2 separate regions of the Homo sapiens genome follow, and region 1 is linked to region 2. Evidence: chromatin contacts called from ENCODE Hi-C or POLR2A ChIA-PET data. All regions are on one chromosome and are shown on one strand. The core of a region is the stretch at or near the end of the contact, and the rest is flanking DNA. Distances in the headings are between cores, read along the strand shown. Region 1 overlaps UBAC2 (UBA domain containing 2). Region 2 has its middle 21 kb from the start of DOCK9.

What was found. Hi-C counts contacts between places; a loop is a spot of excess contacts on that map. ChIA-PET counts read pairs that join two places held with the same protein, here RNA polymerase II (POLR2A). Pooled maps may share reads with other maps.
Region 1: a loop to region 2 is called in a pooled map, with 2.9 times the contacts of the local background. The contact joins two enhancer-like sites. A Hi-C loop is called at or near these places in 1 of 50 pooled maps. POLR2A ChIA-PET finds 5 or more read pairs at or near these places in 2 of 52 experiments (Panc1 and naive thymus-derived CD8-positive, alpha-beta T cell).

Annotation. Positions count from the first base shown.
Region 1 is chr13:99,285,967-99,290,613 of GRCh38, forward strand. All of the region lies in intron 4 of UBAC2 (UBA domain containing 2), which reads left to right. Among named protein-coding and RNA genes, the nearest start is that of GPR183, 19 kb to the right of the region's middle. Within about 2 kb of position 2,330, at least 6 of the 41 ENCODE cell types and tissues checked have a DNase peak (open chromatin) inside an H3K27ac peak, as active enhancers do.
Region 2 is chr13:98,996,490-99,001,203 of GRCh38, forward strand. It overlaps a transcript of DOCK9 not described here. Among named protein-coding and RNA genes, the nearest start is that of DOCK9, 21 kb to the left of the region's middle. Within about 2 kb of position 2,507, at least 4 of the 41 ENCODE cell types and tissues checked have a DNase peak (open chromatin) inside an H3K27ac peak, as active enhancers do.

The sequences.
Region 1 (4,647 bases), core at 1,080-3,579, 290 kb after region 2:
GTTTGACCTTGGAGCTCACAGTTGATGTAATTAACTTTTGTGATTTCCCAGCTGCCTCAGTGTGTCAGAGGAAACAGTTCTCCTGGTAGACCAGTCCTTATGTGTTCCAGGAGTCTATTCCTGGAGGCGCTGGATCTGGCCTTCTAGCCTTTTCAGCAATTGTATAAGCACCGAATTCTGTGTACTAAATCTGCTGCCCAAAATAGCTGACAAGATTTCTGTTATCTATAACTGAACCTTGGCTGACAGAACTGCTAATCAAAAGAATGTAACATTTATATTTGACTTCAAATGTATATATACAAAGCAACATACCTGGATCTGAAACATTTAGATTTGAACTGGGACATAGTTCTTCCTTGTGGTCCTTTGTGTTAGGAGATCAAGTTCCTCAAAGAACATTGTGTGTGTGTTTATGAAGCCTTGCTGATCTTTTCATGTGGCTTTCTGGTATAACCTATTCTTTGCTGGTGACTTTGTTACCACCAGCCATCTCTTATTAGGACTTCTTTTTTTTAATATTTATTTATTTTTAATTTTTTTCCCACTTTTAGGTTCGGGGGGTACATATGCAGGTTTATTACATGGGTAAATTGTGTGTCACTCAGGCTTGGGGTACAAATGAGCCCATCACCCAGGTAGTGACCATAGTACCCCATATGTGGCTTTTCAACCTCCATCACCCCACACTCCCCCAACAAGCAGTCCCCAGTGTCTATTCTGTTGTTCCTATCTTCGTGTCCATGTGTATTCAATGTTTAGCTCCCACTTATACGTACAAACATGCAGAATTTAGTTTGCTGTTGCCACGTTATTCTTAGGACTCCTTGAAGGTCTGCTGAGACTCCCCTCACATGTAACCTTAGAATGTGGCCAGTGCGCGTCCCATTCTCCTATGATTTGAATTGCTGTGCTTAACTGATTGGAGATGGAGACTGGTAACTGTGTCTCAGTTCTTTCTGAATCCATCCCTGAATTTCTGCCTCTACCCCCGATGTAACAAGAGTAAGGGCATGTGTTAGAGAACATACTTACCATTTTTAGAAATTTATTACAGAAATTTTCAAATATACATAAATACAGAGAGAATGGTATAATGACTACCATGTACCCATCACCTTTTAATCATTTTTTCAAACACACAAACTTCAAATAATTTGACAGTTGGATCCCTAATGGGACACTGGTTTCCATTTTTCATTTTACCATGTGGTTCCTAAAATCTGCATGGTGTTAGCCTGCAGTGTCCCTCAACCCTGCCCTTGCCTCAGATTTGCCAGTATCTCTACGGGCCTCCCCAGAGGCCTGAGTGTCAGGTGCAGGCACAGGCAGGTACCAGGTTTCAAGTAGAGCTCATAGGAGATTGTTGGGACTGAGAACCAGGATTGCCTTGATCTCTTGTCACATGTGTATCAGGCCTGTGGGTCTGTTTTGATAATGTCGTCTTCTTAACTGCTGTTCTTTTTTTTTTAAATTTTGAGACAGGGTCTCACTCTCACCCAGGCTGAAGTGCAGTGGCACGATCATGACTAACTGCAGCCTTGACTTGCTGAGCTCAGGTGATTCTCCCACACCAGCCTCAGTTCTTTCTGAACCCATCCCTGAACTTCTGCCTCCACCCCATGTTGTAACAAGAGTAAGGAAAAATATCTTTCTTTCTTCTTTTTTTTTTCTTTCTTTTTTTTTTTTTTTTTTTTTGGTAGAGACGAGGTTTCGCCATGTTGCCCAGGCTGATCTCCAATTCCTGGGCTCAAGTGAGCCTCCTGTCTCAGCCTGCCAAAGTGCTGGGATTATAGGCGTGAGCCACCACGTGCAGCCTTAACTGCTGTTCTTTTAACAAACCAATAATGTTCAACTTTAGGACCTTCTTGCCCTTGCTCCCTTACTGGGGAAAATAATAAGCAATAATACATGAAATGGCACTTGCATATACTTTCATTACTCTCTTGAACATATAATATATGATATGCTAAAACATACTGTTTGCATTTATTTTTATAGGCTAATATAGGCAGTAACCTTATACATTTTTACTATGTAGCCCCTGCCAAAAAATTTGATACTTCATGCCAGGACTTGATGGGAAAATTGTGGGACTGCTGCCCTCAAGCAATAAGAACGTATCAAAATGTTACTTTTTTTAGATTAGGTCTCAAACCTTTTGTAGCCTCCATGTAGTTTCATTCTGACACACTTTTTTCTTCTCAAAATCTGCCTGGGAAAAGTCATTCTTGTACAGAAACCAGAAATAAATGTTTTAACACTCTGAGAAAATGGATAAAAGCCAATCAGAAAAGCACTTGAGTTCTTGTTTTGGATCAGTTGCAGTAGGTGCCATGTGGGGCAGAAAGTAACGTGGCCCCTGCTCTGGAGTGGTTTTCAGTTGAGTGGACAGGATGTCTAAGAGCATTACTAACTACGAGAAGCCACACAGTTAGCATGCAGATAGACAACAGCTTTAAAATTTTTGAGGAAGGTGAACTCTTGAAACAAAAAGGAAATAATTTATTGTATTGCCCTCTTAAACAGCTTCTTCTTTCTAACAACTACAGTATTGCCAGGATTTCTCTCCATTTGGATATGCATTATCAGAGATAAAGTAGCATAGCAGTCATATGCTGCTTTTTTACATGTGGAAGGAAATGGAAAAGCTAGTGGTGCTCCTCTTATACTCTCAACAGAAAAGTTTCATTTTGGAAAATAAATCCTGACTGATTTAAATGTCATTCTAATTTCTAATTTAATATATTTTCCATGATTAGCATTTTAGTACCAAGCAAGTATTAGTTATCTGTTGCTGCCTAACAAATTATGACATGTAATAATATCAACCTCTTACCATACTTAAAAACTACAAATCATATAATCTCCTCAGCTAATATTTGATGACCTATAGTCAACATGTATTTTTTGGAGCACTGTCTATGTTCAGGGTGTCATGCCCAGTGCTATCCAGAATAGAAAGAAGGAAAAGCTAGTGTCTCTTCCCCAATGGAGTTTATGTTTCATTTGAGGGATACAAGAATATTGCACATGAAATAATAGACCATAGACCGTACGATGGCTGGCAAAGAGCTTGCCTATTATCTAACACTTACTTCACTGACAAGACAATTGAAGTCTAGAAAGGCTCAAAGACTGGACAAAGTGGGATGGAGCTGGGTTGGAGTCTGACAGAACCAGGCCACCCATCTCCAGGCCAGTGTCTTTTTTCTTCCTTTGTTGTAAGATCTAAATTAAAACTATGTGGCATATACTGTAAAAGCCAGATAAGTTGAGGAAAGGAAGATGGATGGCTTTGAGTAGTCAAAGAAGGATTAAGGGAGGCGGTGTGATTTGGATGTAAGTGTAAACAAGAAGGGGAGGAAGCAGGAGAATCCCACTAGAGAGAACCAAACATTTTATCCACAGGACAGACAAAACCAACTAGACAAACTTGAAAGGCCCATATTGGGCAATGGAGATAAATCAGGTTGGAGGGAGTCGAAAGTGTGGGAGAGGAACTTGGACTTGATGTGGTAGATCATGGGGAACTATTCTCAATCCCTGAGCATGAAATGACACAATGAAAGTGGGATTAAGGAAGATTGTTTGCCAAGAGAACTGGATAGTGTCTGCATTTTTCTTTTCTTACACTCTGTGTATTGGTCTTTTTTTTTTCATTCCAAGTAGGTTAAACACTGTTTTAATCAGAACAGGTTAGCTTATGTTGCAGCCACGAAATAACCCTGAAATCACAGTGGCTTAATCCACAGTGTGTTTCTTGTTTGCACACTTGTCTAATGCAGTTGGGTGGGGCATGGGGTGGGAGTTCTCACTTACTCATTCAGGGACCCAGGCTGACAAAGGTGCCACCATCTAGAACATTGCCAAACACTGTGGCAGAGGAGAATGCCACTCCCTCTCACCTCGGGCTGGAAGTGACACACGCGTCTTTTGCCCCCAACCCATTGGTCAGAGGTAGTCACCTGCTCTTCCTCCCCACCCCCAAGGAACTTGAGGATATTTGGTGAGCAGTGTGTGTCTCTTTTAAGGCTTTCTGAGGACCTGGAACATATCTGTTTATTTGTTTAAGAGAGAAAATACGATGATGAAGAGTGCAGACCATGGAGCCAGACCCCAGAGTGTAGAGCCTGGCTCCCCACTTGCTGACTGTGTGACCGTGGGCAAGTTACTCAACCTCTCTGGAGCATAGTTTCATCATCTGGAAAGTGCGACTGATAAATAGAACAAGCCTCACAGCATTCTTGTGAGATTTGAATGAGCACTTTATATGTAAAGTGCTTAAAGCACTATGCTATATAATTGTTAGCAAGTATTTATTATTGTTAATCTGCTGGCTTCTGGTACAGCATCCTAAAGAAAGGCTAAAGTTTCTGACTCTCATCAAGAGGCCTGGGGGAAAGAGGTTGTAATTAGGTGTGCCAAGGCCAGTGTCTGGACTAGGATGATGGTAGTGGGCAAAGAAAACAGGCAAGGCCGGGCGCAGTGGTTTACGCTTGTAATCCCAGCACTTTGGGAGGCCGAGGCAGGTGGATCACTTGAGGTCAGGAGTTTGAGACCAGCCTGGTCAACATGGTGAAACTCATCTCCACTAAAAATACAAAAATTAGCTGGGTGCAGTGGTGGGCACCTGTAATCCCAGCT
Region 2 (4,714 bases), core at 1,257-3,756:
TACAGGTCCTTACATTACCCATATATTCCAATAATCTATTTCAAAATCAAAGAATTTCTGACCTGGAGGGGATAATCTAATCCAAGCTTGTCCAATCCACGGCCCAGGGCCATATGTGGCCCAGGATGGCTTTGAATGCAGCCCAACACAAATTCGTAAACTTTCACTTTCTTAAAACATTATGAGTTTTGCAATTTTTTAAAAGCTCATCAGCTATCACTAGTGTTAGTGTATTTTATGTGTGGCCCAGGACAATTCTTCTTCTTCCAGTGTGGCCCAGGGAAGCCAAAAGATTGGGCACTCCTGATCTAATCCTTTACCTTCCTTGGTTTTATTGTTTATATTTCTTATTATAATAACTTGGAAGTAAGTTGCTCTGCCAATGGTAAAGCAAACAGCATAGTTTTACCCCAAAAATGCGGATCTTCTGAAATCCAAAGAAACTCCTTGCATACTAAGTCCAATCGGTACTCATTCCTCAGCTGGCATAACAGAAAGAAGACAAGAAAAGACATGTGCTCCCCTCTCACAACCTGAATGGGAAAGGAGTATTGGGAGATGTGCTGACTATCCAGGGTTTCTACAAGAGGACAGTGGAAAAGAGGGAAAAGAGGGCTTCTCGAATGTGTAGTCAATGTGTGCAGCAGACACTCACAGCGCACTTACCCTAGAACACGCCGCTTCGCAGGGCACCTGTGTCTGCTGCCTGCAGGCCCACACGTCTCAGGAACTAAAGCGAACACTGTAAAATCACTGAGCTGTGGCCCTCTGTGGATCACCTCACTTTCCTCTGGTTATTCAGGCAGGGTTCGCCCACCCCACGCCCAGAGGCAAACAATAAGAAAACTTGGAGTAAAAAAGAACTTACCAATTCAGCTCAAATTTCTAACTAAAGCCTTTTATTTGACCAGCTCAGTCCTGCTGAGCCCCGCACCTCAGAGTTGCTTTGCCTAAACATCTGTAAAGAAGACCTCTCTCAAGGGCATGACAGTAAGTCTCCTGGCTGACCACTAGATTCCTATTTGCCACATGTGAAAGAAGAGCAGACCAGTAGCGATGTGAAATGAGGTTTGTCTTCAAAACCACCCACTCTTTTGATATCCTTTGTTGGTCTCTCAACACTTCCTTCCCTCACTCCATCCACATCAGACTATTTCCAGGGATTGCCATGGGCAGCCTTCACTGTTCTTTGTGGGAATTATTTTCCTGTCTCTGTGCATTGCTGGCTTGCAATTCCAGCCCTGGCTGGTCAGGAATACTCCAGTCACCCCCTGACTTTGTGCATCTTTGTTATACAATAGAAAACATTTCCATGTGGGGATTCTGGGAGAATAACTGAGAAGCATGCTGCTTTCCAGCCCCGTAGCTAACGAGAGGTCTGTTCTGCCAAAGTGTGGCACTGGCCCAGCCCCACCCTTGACCAACACAGCAGATTCTCCTAAGTCCCCAGGATCATCTCTGTAAAAGCCCTGAGGATTTTCTCAGACTAGGGCTGAGGCCATTCTGCTCTTCCAAGATTTGCTGCAAACCACAGAAACATCTCCAGGGTGATGGTGAGGGTGTCATGCATGTGACACCTGCCATTCTCCTCAGCTTTTCCTCTGTACTTGGTGGACCTCTGTGAATGAGTCACAGATGAGAACAGCTGAGGTGGGGCCGGGATAGACAGTGGAGCCTTGGGGCAAGGGTGATGGCAGCTGGCAGGCATGCATCATCAGAGAAGCCAGACAGGGCAGCAAGGTCCGGGCACCCAGACACCCACAGCGCACATGTCTCAATTCACTAAATGAAGTGGAAGCCCCTGAAGGTAGGACCCACCCTACCCTCAAGATGCAAACTCTGCTCACCCTCTGGGTATCCACTAAGACTGATTATTTGTCTAGGCATAGAGACAAATGGGAAACACCTGGCACCAATTATGTGTGGAGCACTCGAAAATCCTTTTTAACCTCGGATGCACTTACAGCACTCATGGCCTTGGTTTCCATCTGAATGATCCGGGCAGAGTCTCACACCAAGCTTCCAAAACCCTTTTAAGAATTTCCGAACCAAGAGACTTGGTGAAATCCATGAATGAGGAAGTCTTGTGGTACAGGAAGCATGGTCCAGGTCAGCCCCTACCCTACCCACCTGGCCTCTTCCAATCCATCACCCACCCAGGCACAGAGGAGCAACATTCTCAAATGGGGCTGAGATTAGGCTGCATGGCCCCTAATCGTCCAACTGCTAAAGTCTAGGCACAGACTCGTTGGGACCCCTCATCTCACCCTCCAATGATTACCATATAGTCATGGAGAGAGGCGAAGGCACAGACAATCCAAGGCCTTCCAGATTTCCCTGTGGGTCTGAGCAACCAGGCTCATCTTCCTAATGGTGTTTCACTTTGGGCTACTGTCAAAATTAGTTTGCAACCCCAAACTCACAATAAGTGGGTGGTGGAGGAAGCCAACCATAGTGTCCTTGGGGCTGGAGAAAGGGAAGCAAGCTCGGATCACACTTTTGCTACGTGAATCACCTAACCACAGATAACAGGGTGACAGGAAGTCAATGATTTGTATCATCTCCCCCTTTGACTCTTGAGATAAAAAGACCTAACCCAAACTTCAGAGAGTCACTGGCAATGGAGGCTAAGACACTGCAGATGTGGGGAATAAAAGCCCAGTGTGGCGATTCCCTGAGTTCCTTGAATAGTCTTTCCAACTAATTAATCTTCTTGTTCACATGTTCAGAGGGTGAGTGTGTGACCTGGAACACAGGTCATAGGAGCAGCTTATGAACAGATGTGTGCACGCATGCACGCGCACACACACACACACACACACACACACTCTCTCTCTCTCTCTCTCTGGAAGGTGACTAATGAGAGGATACCAAAACAACCCTTCTTTTAACAAGAAAAGCAAAAATAGTTTTAAATTGGCTTTTAAAATCTCATTTCCTAATAGAAGGATTTCTTGAATGATGATTTCCCTTGCTTGTTTCCAGATCATCTGGCCTTCTCCTGAATTCTCCAGTTGCCTGATTTGAGCCAAGTCCTGCGTGTCTGGGGTTGCAGGACAGACAACATAAACAGTACTAAAACTTATCCTCAGTGTTTCTTTCTTTTCATGTTTCTTTTTTAACAGAAAGAGGGCGATTCAAAAATTATAAAAATGGAAAAGGGTTTAAATTACTGATGCACAGAGAGGTTGTTTTTAAAATTAAGACCATTCCTGCATACTTTGCCTTTGGATGGTGTCCAGCATTTTTCAGATAAACATGCATCTGCACAAACTATCAGCGTTTCCACTTGTTTTACAAAACTGGTCACAAAGAGTATGATTTGGACAGAAGCCTGTATCCTTCTGTAACACAACAGCCCAGTCCAAAAGGTGGTTGAATGCTAAGGGTGAAAAGTGAAAACGGAAATTCAGTATCAAATCTCTTGCACCAAAGTTCCCAGGCACCATGACCACTCCCTGCCTTGTTATTTGGCAAAGAACTGGTTAAAAAAAGAAAAAAAGAAGAAGAAGAAAGCAACAATAAGACGATATACACTTTTGGGGAGTAGCTAAAATGTTTAGGGCTCTGCCTGCCTTAATACTCAACCTACCTGACCCCCTAAATCAGTTTGGTAAAAGCAAGATGACCTGATCTGATTCTGGGATCTGGGAGAAAATACACGCAGAAGGGGCTCCTATCACCAACTCTCATTATAAATATGCCACAATCCTTTTCACAGCCCTTCTCTGAGTCTTCTCCTGCCCTGATGTGTCCTTCTGAAGATGCAACACTCAGTTCTGAACAGAATGCAGAACCCCAGCAGGTCATGCATCTGAATGAGAAAGCAGTATCTTCCTGTCCTCTCTTCACAAGGCCCCAGGATGTTAGGACCAGCAATGCAATCTGCTGATGTTTTCAGCTCCTTTCAAAGCAAGGTGCTAGATTCCCAAACTTCTCCTCCTGAGGGCTTGCTTGGCAGAGTAGCTTAGTAGAGGGTGGCTTGCAGGTGGCAAGATACAGCACGGTAGGACACCATTAAAAATCTCATGCCCTCCACAGTTAAACATTTGAAATTTGCTCAAGAAAACTGTCACATACTTGAAAAAAGAAAGAAGAAAAATGAGGTAAAATCATTCTCCTCACTCGAAATAAAAATTGAAACTCATGCACAGAGATGGGCTGGCATACAGACTCCATTTGTTCTGCAGCTTGGAAATGAATGACAAAATGCCCCCAAACCTTCCATATTCACCTCCAGTGCCACCCTCAGTTAACAACTCCCCTCCAAAATGCAAATACCCTTTAGCAGATACAAGTCTATTAGCTATTTTTACCATAGTGTGATTTTTTACAATCAGATAAGAACGTAACATCTAGCTGAGGTCATTCACATGCAGAAACTGTTAAGTTCTGGCAGTGAAAAAAGATGAGTGGCAGTGGAGCTCAGGAGCACCTAGGGTGGGAGGGCAAGGCTCTGCAGTTTGGGGTTCCAGAGGCCAAGGCGCAACAGCAGAAGAGAGGACAAAAAAGGACAAGAAGGGGCTTCTGTGCATTTCCCCAAATACACCCTTACCCTGGTGGCGTCAGCACTTACCTCTCAGCAAGGAAAGGCCTTCAGCCTGAGCTGTGAAAGATGAAGACTAAACAATGATTCTAAGGTTCTCTTCTCCACTCCCATCTACCGAACTCACTTCGCAAGTAGTAAAGGGATAATTATTTAAATATACTGCCT